Linked DNA regions of Homo sapiens: region 2 is linked to region 1. A link is a contact called in ENCODE Hi-C data. All regions are on one chromosome and are shown on one strand. Each heading gives the region's core, a stretch centred on a gene start or an enhancer-like site at or near the end of the contact. The rest is flanking DNA. Distances are from core to core; before and after follow the strand shown. Region 1 has its middle 23 kb from the start of TLNRD1. Region 2 holds the start of HDGFL3 (HDGF like 3).

Region 1 (4,888 bases), core at 962-3,461:
TAGGATGCTTTAGGATGAACCAGATAAGGCCTTACCTCACATAACAGTTGATCAAAGCTGGTAGTTTGGAGCCTCAAGTGCATTTTGCCTGTGGAAAACGTACTAGAACTGCTGCTTAGAATCCTCAGGCAACCCGCACATCTTCGTGCACCAAAATGTGGCTCGGCTGTAGCACAGAAGCTCTTCTCCGTGTTGGCAGCAAAAGACGGTGGAAATGGAAATGGCCAGTTTGCAGAGAGAAACAGTGACTCTAGCCAGGCCCCTGAGTTGGGAAATGGGAGAATTTGTCTTCAGCATCATCTTCCTTGTAATTTCGTATCCTTTGCCCCAGGCTTTCCTAATAATAACTGACACCTACATGATACTTTCTATGTTCTAGGTGCATTTCCAAGCACTTAGAATTGTTCCTTTGTATCTGTGGGGGATTGATTCCAGGACCCCCTTGGATACTAACATCCCTGGATGCTCAACTCCCTGATGTAAAATGGTGTTGTATTTGCATATAATCTGTGCACATCCTCCTGTATACTTTATTATTATCATTTTGAGATGGAGTCTTATTCCATCACCCAAGCTGGAGTGTAGTGGCACGATCATGGCTCACTGTAGTCTCGACCTCTAGGGTCTCAGGTGATCCTCCCACTTCATCCTTCTGAGTAGCTGGAACTACAGGTGCAGGCTACCACATGGGGCTAATTTTTATATATTGCAGATTAATTTTGCAGATTGATAATTTACCACCAGCATGTGAATGACTCATACATATAGTCTTCATCTTCACAGATTAGCTTCTATTTTTTTTGTAGAGATGGGTTTCACCATGTTGCCCAGGCTGGTCTTGAACTTGTGGGCTCAAGCCTTCTGCCTGCCTTGGACTACAGAAGTGCTGGGATTATAGGCGTGAGCCACTGCACCCAGCCCTGTATACTTTAAATCATATCTAGATTACTTATAATACCTACTACAATGTAGATGTTATGTAAATAATTGTTATACCGTGTTGTTTAGGGAATAATGACAATATAAAAAAGTCTCTACTTGTTCAGTTCAGACATCAGACATCATTTTTTCTTTTCTTTTCTTTTCTTTCTTTCTTTCTTTTTTTTTTTTTTTTTTAAAGAGTCTCACTCTGTTGCCCAGGCTGGAGTGCAGTGGTGGATCTTGGCTCACTGCAACCTCTACCTCCTGGGTTCAAGGGATTCTCCTGCTTCAGCCTCCTGAGTAGCTAGGACTACAGGCATGCACCATCATGCCCAGCTAATTTTTGTATTTTTAATGGAGACGGGGTTTCACCATGTTGCCCAGGCTGGTCTTGAACTCCTGACCTCAAGCGATCCACCTGCCTTGGCCTCCAATAGTGCTGGGATTACAGGTATGAGCCACCACACCCAGCCCAGACATCATTTTTTCTTTCAAATATTTTCTGTCTGCAGTTCGTTGAACCCACAGATATGGAGCCCACAGATACAGAGGGCTGACTGTATACATTAACTCATTTAATCCTCATGATAACCCTAGGCGCGTTGGCTCACACCTGTAATCCCAGCACTCTGGGAGGCCAAGGCGGGTGGATTACCTGAGGTCAGGAGTTTGAGACCAGCCTGGCCAACATGGTGAAACCCCGTCTCTACTAAAAAATACAAAAAATTAGCCGGGTATGGTGGCAGGCACCTGTAATCTAAGGTACTTGGGAGGCTGAGGCAGGAGAATCGCCTGAACCCCAGAGGCGGAGGTTGCAGTGAGCCAAGATTGCGCCATTACACTCCAGCCTGGGCAACAAGAGCAAAACTCCATCTCAAAAAAAAAAAAAAGAACGTAAGGAAGCAAAAAATGTGAGGGAGTTTTTACGCATGGAGGGTTAATAAACTCAAGATGGCAGGGGTTCACAAAAGCCCATAGAACATACTGTCTATTTATTGGGCTCTTGCTATGTACTACACACTTTACATACATCCTCATTTCATACAGTACCTTGATGAAATATGCACATTTAAGAATCAGAGTCTAACAGACCTTAGGCAAGTTGTCCGAGGTCGTACAGCGGATGGGTGGCAGAGCCAGAATTTGGACCCAGGACTCTTTTGACTCCAGCATTTGCAATCTCAAATAGTGTTTCATCGGCCTTTTTATGGCTTGTGGATGACTATTGTTGTGAGGAGGATCAACGGTGCAGGGTCAGAAATGCAGTTTTGACTCCTATTGTTGGCAGTCAAATTACTGCTTGCTTCTGCTAATTTGCTTCCTGTCCTGCTTAGGCTGCAACCAGGGCAGAGTTTCGTTCGCTCCCTGGGCAGCTGTCCTGCCAGCATTACCTCATTCCATCTTGAACCCTCCCGCAGCCCAACAGGGAAGGGCTGAGAAGCACGTGGCCCAGGACAGAAGGCCAGGAACGAACTGCCTCACCAGGGACTCTAGCCTTGATTCTCTGAAAAAATGTGGTTTGCTCAGAGAAGCTTTTACCCAAGAGGAAGGAAAACTACGGCAATCGAGTTTCAGCTGACCTTAAAACCCCTGTGATCTTAGTCCCCGTCATTTAGTGAATTCTGCATATTACTCAGCTTCTCCATTGTGTAGCTGGAGGAAATATTCATGCTGTGTCATCTTTGGTAGTCAGTGGGCAGTTTTCTCCCTGCCGAGTTTACTTTTTTTGCATTTTGAAGTTCAAGATCAGGTTGGGTGTTTGAGTGATCTACGTCTGGGAGCCAGAGGAGGTTTTGTATTCAATGGTGACCAGCATGTGTTCCCAGCCTAAGCATGAATGAAAACAGTTCAGAACATTTTTTTCCTCTCCAGCTCCTTTCAAGGGGCACGTGCCCATAAGGCCAACCCTGAATGATTTGGGCAAGTAAGTATGGACAGCCAAACTCAGAGGAGAGAGGAATTGGATGAGGCTAATGTCAAGGTCTTATCGGGAAGGCTAAAGAAACCTGAGTTGGTCCTGGGAAGAATGAGCAAGATGGAGTGGGCTTGGGCTTTCTCTCCTGCTTGGGGTTGCAGGCAGAAGCCACAAGAGTGTGCTGACAATGAGGGAGGAGGGGACCATCTGGCTGGAGAATTGGCTCATTAGGGAGCACAGACTGGACGAAGTTGGAAGGGACGTGTGGCCTGATTTTTAAAAGGGCGGCCTGAGTGCCATGCAGAGAAGCTGCATTTTATCGCGGACTTGATGATGGTGGACTGGAAGTTTAAAAGGAGGATTATGATGAAAGCAGAGATCCAGAGCAAACACTTTAAAGGAGCTGGATGGGACAGACAGGAAGCAGGGAGCCCAGAGAGGCCATGATTTCATTCATAACAGGTCTGAGGGGTTGAGGCCCTGACTGGGGAAGTTAAGCAGGATGGGAGGAGACAAACGCCAGCCACACAGAAGAAAGATCCTACGAAGCCAGACTGTGGTGGAGGCAGGGGGAAGGAGGGGTTGGACACCTCCGAGGTGCTGCTGCGAAATCACTAACAGAAAAGAGGCTTTGATTTAGAGGTGAATGGTAAACTTTTCCTTTTTCTAAGTAAACTTTTAATTCAAGCGTAACATATATACAAGTGCACAAATCATGGGTATAAATGTCGATGAATCTTCGCACAGTGGACACACTTGTGAAACCAGCAGCTAGATCAGGAAACAACACAACCATCACTGCAGACCCGCTTTCCCTGTGTCCCCTTCCTTTTCCTCATGCCTTCTGCCAAGGATGCCGCCACCCTGACTTCTAAATACCTTGTTTTTCATTCAGTATGTTGTGAAATTCATCCATGTTGTTGCATACACTTGCAGTTCATCCTTTCCCAATATTGCACAGTATTTCACTACGTAAATGTAATACAACTCTTTTATCTCGTCTGTTGTTGGGAGACATTTGAGTTGTTCCCAGGTCAGCGCTGTTAGGAACAGGGCTTCTGTGAGCACAGTTGTGAACGTGTGCTCCTAGCCTACATGAACGTATGTCTCTTGGTTGTGTACCAAGGAGTAGGCTTTCTGGGTCGTAGGGCAGGCACATATTCAGTTTGCATAGACATTGTCAAACACACACATGGGATTTTGTTTTGTTTTGTTTTTGAGACAGAGTCTCAGTCTGTTGCCCAGGCTGGAGAGCAGTGGACCCATCTTGGCCCACTGCAACCTCTGCCTCCTGGGTTCAAGTAATTCTTATGCTTCAGCCTCCCAAAAAGCTGGGATTATAGGTGTGTGCCGCCACACCCGGCTATTTTTTGTATTTTTAGTAGAGATGAGGTTTTACCATATTGGCCAGGCTGGTCTCAATCCTGGCCTCAAGTGATCCGCCTGCCTCAGCCTCCCAAAGTGCTGGGATTACAGGCATGAACCACCACGCCTGGCCTGCACGTGGGATTTGATAATTGAATTTTAAGTAGCAGGTGTGGAACAAGTTGGTGAGTGGGATTAGGGCTGCAGCTCTTGATAGGTGAAAGACGAGTTCAAATTTTGTATCATGAAAGAAAGTTGAAGGAACATCTTACTTGCTTTTGAGACATAGCTCAAAGTCACTTTAGTCCTTGAGCAGTGTACTGGAGCTGTGTGAGAGGGGACCACACCCCATCCCAGCAAAGAACTGCCAACAGTCATGTTAGGTTTCCTAGACTCTCGGCTAGGAGGATCCCTAGGCCAAGTTTCTTTGTCTCTTCCCCTTAATGGAATATGTGGAAAGTATATATATTTTTTAGTTTTGTTTTTTTGTTGAAGTGTTGGGCTTTCTCTTGGGTTTATGACATGTGCTCCATTGTACTAATCCATTTCTCACAGTTCCATCTCTCATAGCAATTCATGTAATTGCTGCAATTTTAACATTTTGGAACGTATGTAGTGGGGGAGGGGTGCAAGAAGATCTGGCAGTTTCTGCTACAGCTAGCTAATGGCTAATGGGGGTGCCCCATA
Region 2 (4,888 bases), core at 2,389-4,888, 2.2 Mb after region 1:
TATATTATATATATGTATCACATATACTTATATATATCAGACATATATCATATAGAGAGCTATATTTATATTATACCAATGTATACATTTGTCAAACTCACCGAATGGTACAGTTAAGGTAAGTACATTCCATTCCATGTAAATTTTACCTCAAAAGAGAAAAGGATCCATTCAAAGTATTAACCACTAGGTTAATGGCATGCATGTGTCTAGGAGTAAATTATGGCGATGTGTGCAACTTACCTTGAAATGCATTAAAATAAGAGGAACTATTATGTAGATAGAGGGAGGATATATGAACAGATGCATGAAAGAGCAAGTAGAATGAAATTTAATTGTAGAATCTAGGTGTAGATAAATGGGTCTTCACAGTTCAATTTTTTAAACTTATCTATATATTCGAAATTTTTCAGGATAAAATATTGGAAAAATAAATCTGAGTTGAAAGTTGACAATAATTTAAAATAGTGTAGTGATACAAAGGAAAGTTAGAAATTCAAAAAGGAAAAAGGTAGGAACATACAAGTACCATCACTTGGTGCTTTTAGATACTCTGTATTTGTGAGGTGAGAATTATCTTTATTTTACAGACGAGTAAACAGAAACTTAGAAAGATTACAGAACATGCACAAGGTCACAGTGTGAAGCCCAGCCAAGAGCTGAATCCAACCTGTAGGAATTCTGAATCCTCTTGACCTACATTCCTCACAAAGGGCTGCCTAGGACCAAACATCTTCCCTAGAGCAAGGAAGTTGCTTCTCCATTCCTGTATGAACCAGCTCTAATACAAAGTGCCTTCCTACAACATGTACTCTGAAATCTGTTTCTTCCTGGTTTCCCTCCTAAGTTTGAGTCCTTGGCGCCCCACAGTATCTAATGCCCACATGAATGGCCTTCGTATCAAGTGATAATATTTGAAACTTCAATAAGCAAGACTTTTTTTCCCAGTTAGCATTTTATAACATTATCATCTACACAGCTATACCTAGGTGTAAGATGGGAATAATGCCTCATAGAATTGGGATGAAAAAAATGAAAACATATGTGAAGTATACGCACTGTAAAAAAGGGGACTCAAATCTTTTTCTAACCTTTACCTTTGGAAATTGCAGCATGCCACTAACGAGAAAATAAAACTTCTTTTTTTGAGTCTTAGGTTGTTTCTTGAGGAGCTCGTTAAATGTGAATAGATACAGATTTTTCTTTCTTGTACCTATTTTATCTAAAAACTTAATTTTGTTTCCTCATTTTATTTTCCATTTTGCCTTATTTGGAATTATCACTTCCAGGAATTTTATGTACAATTAGATATACAACTAGGACCACTTCCGTAGGATTTTTCTGTTTCACAAATTACTACAGGTGGCCAACCTGTACAGGCAACATATTAATGAAATTTTAAGTCTATTTTCTTTTTGACTATCAGAAGATATTTTTCAAAGGGAAGATTTTAAAAAGCCATTATGGTACTAGGAAATGACCAACTAGTAACGGTAACCTTTAATTGGCTTTGACTGTGTTTATACACATATGGCCCTAAAGCTATACATTTCTTACTTGGCAAACAGATTCGGGGATTTTCTGAAGTCACAAATATATTCAGGGACTCCTAAAGTCACAAATCTTGCCTCTCTAAGCAATACTGTATTACAGCATAAAAAATAACCAGTTATTCTACCTTAAAAACTTTGCCTTATCTTAAGGACAATCTACAGTTCAGATGCGAAGCTATTTTCAGTCTACTGGAACCTGAATAAGACTGTTTTTTCCTCTTGATATCTGAGGTTGTTAGTGTTGGAAAGGATCCTAGAGATGATTTTATAGTTGCAGCAATGGATATGCAGACAGTTGAAATGATTAGTCCATAACAGAGCCTGAACCAGACACCAGGTCCCCCAATTCCTGGCCTAGTGTTCTTTCCATTTGACAATCATGCCAAACCAAATATTTAAAAAGTGATTATGTCCATCCATTACTTCAACTTCACTAAATTTCAGTCTGGCCACTCGTGATGTCACTTCCTTTTGTGAATGGGTGTATTTTTTTTTCTTGATCTTGCTATCTTCACTTGACTACAATACAACATTTTAGAGCTCACACTATATTTATGCCAATTTTCTCCATGACTGTTTCCGTTCCTAAAGAATACCAATATAATCTCTAGAATGCCTTGACCCTCCTTTTCACAAGATTTCTTATTTCAAGCAATCAACTGCCAACCATACAAAAATAAAAATAAAAAGGATTTCTTCTAAAACACAAAGCACACATGGCAGTGTTGTGTGTCTTCCTCAAAGAGCTTAATAAAAATTGTGAATGCTATGTATTACATGCAGACGCTTTCTAGAAAAAGAGCCCAACGACAACCTTGTTATGTAGGAAGAGAGAGCTATTGTGGACTGTAGCAGGAGGCCAAGAATAAGGTTTGAGATTCTACCTAAAACAAATATGGAGGTGGAAAGGCACAAGAAGCTTGCTGGACCCACCAGTCAGAGGTAGGCTGCAAGCTCTCGGCTATCAGAGGTCGGTTTAAAAGAACGATGGGCACCAGAGAGGCACGTACCCCAGGACAATGATAGGGCAGGCGGGGCACCGGGAATCGCGCTCAGGGAAAACTCAACAAGTCTAGAAGGCAAAGAGATGGATGAATGACTGCCAAGAGGCTCCCGCTGGCCTCTGGATGACCACTACCACTTTCCAGGATTTACTGCCCGCCGGCACTCGCCGGCTCGCGGACAGCCGCTCACCCCGCTGCCGTACCTGCCCCGACGTTCGCCCGGGACCCAGGGTATCCACCAATGACCCTGCCCGGAGCCGAAGCCTCCGTCGCAGGCCCGCTGCCCGGCGGCGTGGCTTCCCGGTCGGCACCGGCTTTCCAGGAGGAAGGCAGCGTCGGGCCTGCGGGGGCCGGACCCGCCTTCGAAAGTGGGCGGAAGGATGGCCGCCCTGGCGGAGTGCGGGCGAGGCCGGGAGCCCTTGCCTCAGCCCCGGCCCGGTCTTCTTCGTGCCGCGCCGCCCTCAGCCCTCACCACAGCCGGCCGCGAGCTGCGGGCTCGGGGCTGAGGCGATGGGGAAAGGGGGCGGGCGCGCCATCATGAAGGGGAAAATGGTGGGCGGGCGGGCCCGCGCGCGGCCGCGGTACTCACCCGGGCCGGCCAGTGCGGGTAGCCCTTCATCTTGGCGAAGACCAGGTCGCCCGCTTTGTACTCGCGGGGCCGCGGACGCGCCATCCCAGCCGCTCCCCTTCCTGGTAGTCCTTGGTCGCCGCGAAGATGCCGGGAGGCCGCCCCCCCGCGGGCCGACGAATTGCGCCGCGCTCCCCGCGGGCCTCAAGCCGGGCGGACGAGCGGCCGCTCCGACGAGGGGAAGCGGCGAGGCGGCGGCTGAGGCAAGGGGTGGGCGGGGGGCGCAGCAGGCCCGGCAAATCACGGCCCGGCAGCGGGGGAGGGGAGCCCCCGGCCGTTCGGCGCTCGCCCGCGTCCGGCCGCGCCAAGGTCCCCGCCGCCGCCGCCGCCGCCGCCGCGCGCGCTGCTCACCAGCGCCGCGTCGCCTGCCTCATGCCGCCGCTGCCGGTCTCCCTCCCGGGCTCCCGGGCGCGGCGCGAGCGCCGGGCCTCGCGTCTGCTCCGAATTCCTTCTCGGGCAGCGACCGCAAACACGATCTTATTATTGTTCTCGCGCGCGCTCAGCATCCCCCCCCCGCCCCGCTTCCCGCTTCCCGCTCCCCTCCCCTTCCCTCCCGCGCGGGCCGGTTAATTCCTAGGTACACGGCCGGCTTTCGCGGAGAAACCGAGCGCGCCAGCCCGGCTTCTCGGCTGGCGGGCGGGCGGTGGGCGCGTCCTCCCCCAGCACCGAAGCCCGCGCCGGGCGGGCGGGAGTGCCTACTCCGGAGGACGCCCGCCGCCTGCTCTCTTTTGTTCTTGGCCCGGAGCTGCCTGCCGCAGCCCAGCCAATCACCACCCGGCCGCCCCCTTCCCCTCCCGTCCGTGCCACTCTGGGGGTTCTCCCCACTCGCGCCCCCCGCTCCCACGCCCACCTCCCGCTGACTCGACCCTCTCCTGGCTACCCCCAGCCAGCCACTTCCGCGGCTGCTCTCTGGTGAGTGGGGGACAAAGGCGCTCCAGGCCTGGGGGACGGCGGCGCGAGGGGACCCTCTGCTGGGCACCAAGCTGCCGGAAAGAGCACCGCTCCGGAGTCAGCGACCTTATTGGATTCTTGCCCCAGGTCTGCCCTTAACAATGCAGTGTGACCCACCTAGGGCGAGCTATTTAATCGGAGTCATGGGAGGTTTTCTCATTTGCTGAGTGGCACAGACGGGATTCGAACCTGTATCCACATGAGTCCAAAGTCCATAAGCGATTATGTTTCTCTCTGTGTGCGTTTTCTAGGCCTGCAGTGTTTGTGAAAAGGACTTGCACTGGCCGGTCACTTGTTTCCAATCCTGGCAACCTTTTGGACAACGTTTTTGAAATTAGCATCCCTTTCTGGAGATGTATGTACATATACAGTTCATTAGCTCTAGAACATGTTCATTTACCACTATTTTACTCTAAATTCCCTAGCTGGCTGCTTTCAAAGACATTTTGAGAGTAGGAATCTTCCTAACACTCTCTTTTGTGAGGAGTAAGTAGAATAATTCAAGGAATCGTTTGGAGTCTGTCCAATGAACGAATGCTGCTTCTTTAATCATGCTGTAACCCACCTCCTTTAAGGGGTCAGCTGGCATAGCTCCTAAATGCTGCTTTCTGTGGCCCTCACCTTGTCACACGGACAGTTCTCATTTGTGTCTGTTCTCTCTCCCTTTTACAGAAGCTACAGTTTTCCCCACCATCCGCCCCCCTCTCTGGCCTTGTAGAATGGTGTGTGTGTGTTTTAACTCCTGCTCTTGT

The links. Hi-C counts contacts between places; a loop is a spot of excess contacts on that map. Pooled maps may share reads with other maps.
Region 2: a map with no recorded cell type shows a loop between it and region 1 (2.9-fold over the local background). The contact joins the promoter of HDGFL3 here to the enhancer-like site in region 1. A Hi-C loop is called at or near these places in 2 of 37 single-sample maps with no recorded cell type and 2 of 50 pooled maps.

What each region holds. Positions count from the first base shown.
Region 1 is chr15:81,021,345-81,026,232 of GRCh38, forward strand. No RefSeq gene overlaps it. Among named protein-coding and RNA genes, the nearest start is that of TLNRD1, 23 kb to the left of the region's middle. RefSeq lists enhancers at 2,006-2,155, 3,164-3,458. Within about 2 kb of position 2,212, at least 26 of the 41 ENCODE cell types and tissues checked have a DNase peak (open chromatin) inside an H3K27ac peak, as active enhancers do.
Region 2 is chr15:83,204,185-83,209,072 of GRCh38, forward strand. HDGFL3 (HDGF like 3) reads right to left here and starts at 3,639. Exons shown (of 6, transcript NM_016073.4): 1 at 3,147-3,639. The coding sequence starts at 3,230. RefSeq lists silencers at 2,897-3,346, 3,737-4,076 and an enhancer at 3,937-4,550.